Regions from separate parts of the Homo sapiens genome. Here region 1 is linked to region 2. A link is an interaction called in ENCODE POLR2A ChIA-PET data of the cell type or tissue named here. Cell type or tissue: GM12878. All regions are shown on one strand.

Evidence for each region. Peaks named below come from ENCODE experiments on the same cell type or tissue, not always from the same donor. Only the 100,000 strongest peaks of a DNase experiment are listed, where the experiment ranks them.
Region 1: POLR2A ChIA-PET joins it to region 2 with 8 read pairs; 2 of 35 experiments call an interaction of 5 or more read pairs at or near these places.

Annotation. Positions count from the first base shown.
Region 1 is chr11:10,977,744-10,982,743 of GRCh38, reverse strand. No RefSeq gene overlaps it. Among named protein-coding and RNA genes, the nearest start is that of ZBED5-AS1, 120 kb to the right of the region's middle. In GM12878, no CTCF peak of the experiment used is centred here; a DNase peak (open chromatin) is centred at 3,123.
Region 2 is chr11:11,869,001-11,874,000 of GRCh38, reverse strand. All of the region lies in intron 1 of USP47 (ubiquitin specific peptidase 47), which reads right to left. Among named protein-coding and RNA genes, the nearest start is that of USP47, 30 kb to the right of the region's middle. RefSeq lists enhancers at 1,501-2,305, 2,306-3,112. In GM12878, no CTCF peak of the experiment used is centred here; no DNase peak of the experiment used is centred here.

The DNA of each region.
Region 1 (5,000 bases), 890 kb after region 2:
ACATCCCTGCTACATGACCTGTGAGGTACACTTGTGAAAGAATCCTCCCTTGGTGGAATACACTAGGAAAAAAGCAAATAGAAGAAAAACAACTAAATCTGAGCTACTCTTGGTACACTGCCTGTGGGTTAGCCCTGCTCCACAAGGAACAGAAAAAAAAAAAAAAAGAGGGAGGGAAGGAAGGAAGGAAGGGAGGAAGGGAACAGAGAGAGGGGAAAGAAAGAAAAGAAAAGAGAGAGAGAAAGGGAAAAGAGAATAGGAAAAAAGAAAAGAAAAGAAAGACAACTAAATCTGGTGCAATAGTAATAGCAAACACTTATAGGCACTTCATGCTATGTATGTATTAACTCATTTTATCCTCACAACAACCCTGCAAAGTGGGTACGATTATATTTATTTTATAGATGAGGAAACTAAGGCAAAGAAATATCAAGGAACTTAACCCAGGACACCTGGTTGTGACAGATGTGGGATTTATACAGGCACTCTGGTTCAAGGATTGTCCTACTAACATGTTACACTCCTTTTAACAAGTATTATTGTCGTCTATGCACCAGGCATTGTATTAAGTTCTTTCTACACCTTACCTCATTTAATCCTGACAATACATTATCTCCAGTGTACAGATAAATAAACTGAGGCACAGAAAGTTTAAGTAACCTGCCCAAGTTCTCAGAGCTACTAAGTCACAGCCAGGACTCAGATCCAGGTGTTCTGGCACAGTCTGCATACTGAGCCACTGTCTGTATATACTATGCTATAGTTCCTTGACTAGTTTATATGCACTCTTGCATTTAATTAATCTTCCCAATAACCCCTGAGAAAGGTACTATTATTACCCCCATTTTCTCAACTGGGAAACTGAGAATTACAGAATCTAAACAAATTACAGTCAGTAATCAAGGACCCAGGATTCAAATGCAGGCATTATCTGGAACTCCCTATTTAAAATCCCTATGCTATAGCAACTTCCTATCCCAATCCAATGCCTGCTTATTCACAGAACACGTGAATTTGAATTTAATTGAACTGAAACATGAATGGTCTTCTCAGGACCTGGTTCACACACCACTTCCTCCCAGATGGCCTCTCTTAATCTGTTGACAGAAATCATCTCTTTTTCCTCTGTTTAATCTCTGAGCTGGCTTTGGTACCCAAAATGGCTCTTGATCACTTCCATAGACAGTCCCACTGCAATTGGGTAAAACTCCCTGTGCCAAGTTGTTGAAGGTGCTATGGCCTGCCCCAGACCTCACTGTGATGACACGAGAGAGCAGGCAGTGGTGGGAAGAGGGAAAGCAGTCACAGGAGAGCAAGAGCTAGCTACCCAGGGTCAGAAACCTCATAAGAAACAAGAACAACAAGGACAGGGAACATAGAGAAGAGACCACAACAACAAAATTTGGAGAAATGGTAAGCAATTGGTTAAATGGTCACTGACTTGGTAGAGCTGTAGACGGTCAATCTTAACCCGACAGTGGAGAAAGCTGAGAATTAACACAATATAATAGGCATGGAGATGAGCGGCACTGATGCCTCTGGATCCGAGGATGGAGAAGGTAAAACAAGTTAGATTGGTCAAGAATTATTTAAGAAGCAATTAGAGCTTCTTTCCGTGCCTCTATGCCCGCAGGTGACTACCCTGCCCCATTCTCAAGAATACAGGAGGTTTATTCTCTGTAGAGCACAAAATAAAGGGTGTCTGGACTGAAGAACAACAGAACCAGTTGAAGGCCAAGATACCACATTAAATTAAGTGAACATACACATATGAAGTGTTGAGACTCTCATCTTGCTACCTGCACCGGGCTCCTAGAACATCAGCAACCAGGCCTTTGCCTTCCAGGCAGCAGAGTGGTAGGGTCTATGAAAGGTATCTGGCTGGTTCAAGAGAAAAGATTTTTTGAAAATTGACATTGGGGTTTTCCCTAGCAAATGGCATAGCTGGATAACCCTACAGAAAAGTTTCCGGTGTATAAACATCCTCTACAGATTTTTAGTCCCCGGCTCCTAAGCATGAGTAGATATCTAAGAATTACCAAGCAGCTTAGGAAAGTCTCCAGCATGAAGGACAGAAACCAAAAGAAATGGGACAGGGGGCGGGAGTGGGGAGGAAACAGGCCATACAAGAAGGAAAACATTAAAAAATTACTTTAGCCGGGCGCGGTGGCTCACGGCCTGCAATCCCAGCACTTTGGGAGGCCAAGACGGGCGGATCACGAGGTCCGAGACCATCCTGGCTAACACAGTGAAACCCCGTCTCTACTAAAAATACAAAAAAAATAGCCGGGCGTGGTGGCGGGCGCCTGCAGTCCCAGCTACTCCGGGGGCAGAGGCAGGAGAATGGCGTGAACCCGGGAGGCGGAGCTTGCAGTGAGCCGAGATTGCGCCACTGCACTGCAGTCTGGGTGACAGAGCTAGACTCCGTCTAAAAAAAAATAAAATAAAATAACTTTAATATGCTCACAGAACTAAAAGAATACATTATATCTATGAAACAAGAATAGGATGCTATAAAAGGGGAGTGGGACCTTCAAAGAACAAGGAGAAGCTCTAGGAAATTAAAAATATAAGAGTGAAAATGAGAAACTCAACAGAAGGACTGAGGAGCTAAGGAAACTACCCAGACTGATGGAAAAGGAAGAATATAAGGTAAGATAATTAAAGAGCCAATTCAGTAGCTCCAATATCTCCACAATAGGAATTCCAGAAACAGAAGACCCTCTAATACCAATTAAAGTCTTCCCAGATGTATAGGCAATGAGTTTCCAGACTGAAAGGGAGTGCCCTGCAAAATAATTAAAAATACCCAAACCAAAGCACATCATTGTGAACTTTCAAAACACAAAGACCCTACACATTTCCAGAGGGAAAAAAAAATAGGTCGTATATAACAAATATGTAGTCTAAAAAATCTTAGCCAAACTATCAATCAAGAGTGAAAGTCCAAACATAAATTTTCAGATAGGCAAGGTCTCAAAAAATGTATCTCCCACTTCCCCTTTCTCAAGAAGCTACTGAGGATGTGCTCCACCCAAATTCGAGGTTAAACCAAAAAAGAGGAAGAATAGAATACAAGAAATAAGAGTACCACAGGGGAGAGAGGCAAAGGGAATCCCTAAATTGATGATGAAAGAATGTCTCAGGATAATAGCTTCGTACCAACTAGGGAAACCAACCAGCAGTTCAGAAAGCTATGGAAAAAACTACTTTAAGAAGATGAATTGAAAGGATATCTGATGTGAATGAAAGGAAATTTAGACAATCTTTGGAGAGTTTGGGGCCAAATTGATGATAAGTACATGAAATAGCCAACATACACATGAACAAAAGGCAATTAAGTCCAGAGAAACCAAAAAGTTATTTACTATAATGGCTCAGACCTGAACAGCATACATGGCCATAATATTTTAAACATTGAATATTGATCTAACCAAAACTACAATTATGTTATTGAGAGGATGGGAAAATGGGAAGGGTGCATGTGTTTGGTGGGACAAGAGGAAAAAAACAGAGCTAAATCCTCAATTTCCATAGTGAGAGGTCAATACATGATGCCTGAAACAAACGAAAAATCAGGAAGCATCAATACAGATATATTGTTGAAGGTAAGGTGGTAAGGATCAAAATATAACTAGAAAAGGTGAAAGTGGTTGCTTCCGTGGAAGGGGAAATAGGTGAGGTGGCTAGGGGCTGTTTTTGTATTAAGTAAACCTGGTAGGACTGATTTAGTCTTTAAACTATGTGCATGTATAATTCTGACAAAAAATTTAAACTTTTTTTTTTTACTTTTATTTTAGGTTCTGAGGTACATAAGCAGGTTTGTTATACAACTTCATGTCATGGTGGTTTGTTGCACACATTATTTCATCACCCAGTTACTAAGCCTAGTACCCAATAGATGCCTATTTTTCTGATCCTCTTCCTCCTCCCTGCCTCTACCCTCAAGTATACCCAGGTGTCTGTTGTTCCCTTCTGTGTGTCCATGAGTTCTCATCATTTAGCTCCCACTTGTAAGTGAGAACATGTGGTATTTGGTTTTCTGTGTTAGTTTGCTAAGGAAAATGGCCTCCAGTTCCATCCATGTTCTTGCAAAAGACGTGATCTTGTTCTTTCTTATGGCCACATAGTGTTCCATGGTGTATATGTACCACATTTTCTTTATCCAATCTGTCATTGATGGTCATTTAGATTGAGTCCATGTCTTTGCTATTGTGAACAGTGCTGCAGTGAACATATGAATGTATGTGTCTTTGTGGTAGAATGATTTATATTCCTTTGGGTATATACCCTATAATGCAATTGCTGGATCAAATGGTAGTTCTGTTTTTTAGCTCTTTGAGGAACTGAGATGCTGCTTTTTACAATAGTTGAACTAACTTATACACCCACAAGCAGTGTATAAATGTTCCCTTTTCTCCGCAACCTCATCAGCATCTGTTATTTTTTGACTTTTTAATAATAGCCATTCTAACTGGTGTGAGATGGTATTTCATTATAATTTTTATTTGCATTTATCTAATTATCAGTGATACTTAGCTTTTTTTTCATATGCTTGTTGGCCACATGTGTATCTTCTTTTGAAAAGTGTCTGTTCATGTCCTTTGCCTACATTTTAATGAGGTGGTTTGTTGTTTTCTCATAAATTTGTTTAAGTTCCTTATAGATGCTGGATATTAGGCCTTTGCCAGATGCATAGGTTGCAAATATTTTCTTCCATTTTGTAGGTTGTCTATTTACTCTTTTGATAGTTTATTTTGCCATGAAGAAGCTCTTAAGTTTACTTAGATCCCAGTTTTGAAGTTTTGCTTTTGTTGAGATTGCTTTTGGAGTCTTCGTCATGAAATCTTTGCCCATTCCTGGGTCCACAATGGTATTGCCTAGGTTGTCTTCCAGGATTTTTATAGTTTGGGGCTTTACATTTAAGTATTTAATCCATCTTGAGTCGATTTTTATATATAGTGTAAGAAAGGGGTCCAGTTTCAACCTTCTGCATATGG
Region 2 (5,000 bases):
TTTATTATTAAAATTGGGTAGAAATAAAATAGCCAAACAAGCATAAAACTTAAGACATGCCTTGATATTAAATAAAAATACTAACATGCTGTTACTTGCTCTGCTGATTATCACATTAAAGCAATTACATCAGCAGTCTACCTGTAAAAATTTCTTCTTCATTTCATCAAAGATATTTTGTCTGCATCTCCAAAACACATCCTATGGTATATAAGAACAAAATGAATTACAAATTATTTATATAAAATAAAGGGAAAAGACAGTGAAATGAGAACAATTAACCTAAAAACATTTTTGCAATAAAATATGTATTAATTAAAGTATTAGTACATCATCTAGAATTTTATTCATGAATGTGCAAAGTTACTAAAAATCTATGATAAAGAGGTGATAAAGAATAAGATAAATATGGAAATAGCCATTTTAATAAAGAATGATAGCTTAAGAATTGTGTGTAAATCAAATGTTGTAAGTCACATAATATTTTGTGTCCAGTAAAGAAATTCTGCAGTTCTCTGCACTAAAGGAAACCAAGAGATCTCTTGATTTTGCTAGTCTCTAAAAATTTGAATTTTTCACGACAGCTACTCTTAAAACAAGGCTGCTTAACAATATCCCTCACAACTATTTTAATATATATCTCCTTCTTATGAGTTTAACAATTAAATTACAATTAATACAAAAACATATAAAAGGAAATAAAAGTAACCTATAATCAAGAGATAATCTCTTGAAAAATCTTGATTTTACATCACTCTACACTTTTTCTGTACATATTTTGTCTTATTCTCCCTTCTTCAGTTAATAAAAAGAAATCAACATATTCTCTTGAAAGGCGCTTTTACTTTTACAATAGAAATATATTTCTGTTATAATAGCAACATACAGTTTTCTGAAAAGCAACTCTAAAATAGCCACCATTGCTCTCATCTCATCTTCTCCAGTCTATGCACATATAATATTTATTATACAGAGAGAGTACTTTTAACCAAATAGGACAATTTCATATACCAGTATTTGAAATCTACTTCTTGTCCCTCAATACTCATTGTTTTTGTATGCCAAAACATTCAGTTTAAAAACTGCAGTGTTCCATTATATAGACAAACCATAATTTAACTAATCTGCTATTAATGGGCATTTAAGCCCCTCCAAACATTCACTACAGCATTGCTTGTTTGTATAATTTTTCCTTAAGATAATTTCTCAAAGAAAGAATTACTAGATCAAAGTATATGTACGCATTTTTAGAATTTTTAATACATGGTGCCTTTCACAAAAAAATTGTTGAACTGCAACTATCTTTCAACACTGTTCTCCCAACACTGTTCACCCTGCTCTCAAGGAGGTGATGCTGTGCAGTGGTAACTAATCTATAAGCAAATCTAAACTATCAGGCATCCATCATCCTTCAGGGTCTTTATGTATCTGTACCATGTACCTGGAATATTTTTCCCTGGATGTCCTCACCTCCTTTGCTCAAGTATCACTGCTGTGGGGCTTTAAAACATATCCACAAATTCTTTGACTTGCTTCCCTACGTAAAGTAGGAGTCTAACTTGCCTCCAGCAAAAGTAGGAGGCTAATTCCAGTCCCCTTTAATATAGACCAGACTTAGTGACTCCCTGTAATACACAGCATGATTTTCAAGGCTGGGTTAGAAAAGGTGTAATAACTTCCTCCTGGCCCTCAGCTCCTTACTGTTAGAACCCAGCCTCCATGCTGTGAGGAAGGAAGCCAAGCAGCCACTGGAAAAACTATGTGTAGATGTTCCAGCCACATCCCAAATGAGATCTCAGCAGACAACCAGCATCAACCACCTACATGTTGAGTGAGGAAGCTTTCAGACGATTCCAGCCCCTAGCCTTTCTGCTGCCCCCAGCTGATGCCTAGCAGAGCAGAAACAAGCTGTTTCAGCCTAACCTTACCCAAACTGCACATCTACGAGAAAAGTCACTAGATCTGGGGGCAGATTGTTATATAGCAAAAGATAATCAGAATAGTTCATTTCTCAATCAAGTCCTTCTCTCATCTTATCTAACATTCCAATCCTGTTGGTGCTCCTTATCTCCCAATGTATGAAACAATGATTTTCAAACACTGAACAAGAGGCAACACAGGTAATGATCCCTGTGAAAGCAGAAACAAAAAAGGTAAGCCACCTTCTAGGCTGCAGTGCAGGGAGGGAGAGTGCAGGTGGAGTCCAGCAATCTCCCTGAGTTAAAGGAGTTGGGAGTTCAAGGGGTGGAAAGAGCTACAACTCGCAGGGCAGGATACAGGGCAGAAGAAAGCTGGACACTCTGTGCAAACAGCAAGCTCCAAGGGACCTACAGTGCATCCCCCTAGAGTGTTTGGCTGATTTCTCATCAGCATATGTGTGTAAAGAGAGTGCCTGAGGCAAGGGAAAGAACCACAGGAAAAGAATCCCTGGAGCTCACTTAGGTTCCCACCAACCAGAATTCTTTTTTTTTTTTTTTTTTTTTTTTTTTTTTTTTTTTTGAGAGGGAGTTTCGCTCTGTTGCCAGGCTGGAGTGCAGTGGCACGATCTCAGCTCACTGCAAGCTCTGCCTCCTGGGTTCAAGCAATTCTCCTGCCTCAGCCTCCCGAGTAGCTGGGACTACAGGCATGCACCACCATGCCCAGCTAATTTTTGCATTTTTTAGTAGAGACGGGGTTTCACCATGTTGGCCAGGATGGTCTCCATCTCTTGACCTCATGACCTATCCGCCTCGGCCTCCCAAAGCGCTGAGATTACATGCGTGCGCCACTGCACCCAGCTGCCCACCAACCAGAATTTTTAAAATCTCATAATGCACAGGGCATCAGATAAGGGTACTCAAAAGGGTACTGTCTTAGTACTGGGACCAAATTAGACCTAATCTAAAGACTACTCTGGTCCAACCTTAGGAAGCTTAAAAGCAAAACTCAAAAGGATCAAACTGTTTACAAATAAACCATCTGCATCTAAGAACAAAACTCAAGAATATCTACAGGAATAAAAAACATCCAGGACCCACCAAGGTAAAATTCTCAATGTTTGGCATCCCACTGGAAATAAACAAACATGCAAAGAAGCAGGAAACTATGACCCATATGAAGAGAAAAAAAATAAGTATCTAAGATAATAAATAACATGGATGGGATTAACAAATGTAAGCACTGATGTAGATGAATGAATGAATGCTTAAGACACAGCACAAGAAACTATTAAAATTAAAACAAAGAGAGGAAAAAGAATCAAAAGAGAAAGAACAGAAAAGCGGGATAATTTTCTTACCAGAAACCACGGAGGCCAGAAGGAAGTGGCACAGTATTTTTCAGGTGCTTACAAAAAATAACCGTCAAACCAGAATCCAATAACCAGCAGAAATGCCCTTCAAGAACGACCCAGGAATTGCTTTAATAATCAAGTGGAATTCAAGACATTCTCAGATGAAGGAAAACTCAAAGAATTTGCATCCAGTGGAACTACCCTACAGGAAGGAATAGCTAAAGACAGTTCTTTAAACAAAAGAGAAATCATCAAAGAAACCTTAGAACATCAGGAAAAAAGAATACAGACAGCAAAAATATAGCTAAATATAATACATTTTCCTTCTCTTGAGTTTTTATTAAAGACTTGACAGTTGAGGTAAAAACTAAAATATTGTCTGATGTGGTTACAAGTCAAGAAAATATTTAACACAATTATAAACAGGGTAGGGTAAAAATACATGAAGGGAAATAAGGTTTCTACATTTCACTTGAACTAGTAAAATAACACCTGTAGACTGTGATAAGTTGGTTTACATTATGTCACACCTAGAGAAGCCACCAAGAAAGCTATATAAAAGGAAACAATAAAAATACTATAAATTAATCAAAATAGACAAATGTTCAAATAACCCACAGGAAAACAAGTAAAAGATAACAGAGGGGAAAAAAAAAAGAAACAGAAAACAAAAAAACAAAATGTCACACTTAAGCTCTAATATATTAATTATTACATCAAATATAAATGATCTAAATACCCCAATTACCAGCACAGAAATTGTTTTGGCTCAAGGTTCTGGAGACTAGGAAATCCAATATCAAGATGCCAGCATCTGGCAAGGGCTTTCCTGCTACATCATAACATGACAGAAGGCATCACATGGTGCAAGAGCAAAAAGAGGGTGAAAGAGAGGGTGAACCCACTCCCACGATAATGAACCCACTCCTGTCCATTCATGAGGGCAGAGCGCTCATGATCTAAATACCTCTTAAAGGTATTTGACATCTCTTAATACTATCATAATAGAAACTAAATTTCCACATGAATTTTGAAGACGGCAAGCATTCAAACCATAGCAAAGTTTGATGCAAATCCTATCAAAATCCCAGCAAGACTTTTTGAAAATTTTGATGATTATCCTGAAATTTATAGGGAAAGGCAAAGGAATCAGAATAACTAAAAGGATATTGAAAAGGAATAAAGTGAAAGGTCTCAGTTTACCTGATTTTAAGATTTAACATACAGCAACAGTAATCAAGACTGTGTGGTATTTGTAGAGAGATAAATAGATCAATGTCACAATAGAGACCTACACAAATATGCACAACTGATTTTTGACTAGGTACAAAAGCAACTCAATGGAAGAAAAATAGTCTTTCCAAAAATGATGCTGTAATATTTCATTTAGACATCCAGAAGCAAAAAAAAAAAATTCTCAACCTAACTCTCCATCTTATATTAAAATTAACATAAATGTGGATCATAAACATAAATGGAAAACATAAAACTATAAAACCTTTAGGAAAACACATAGGAGAAAATGTTCTCAGTACTCAGGCTAGGCAGAGTCCTTAGCCTTGACACCAAAATCATAATCCATAAAAGGAAAAATTGATAAACTGGACTTCATCAAAATTTAAAATGCCTACTCTGCAAAGATTCCGTTAAGGACTAAAAGTTACAGACTGGGAGAAAATATTTCAAACCACATAATCAACAAAGGATTAGTATCTAGAATATATAAAGA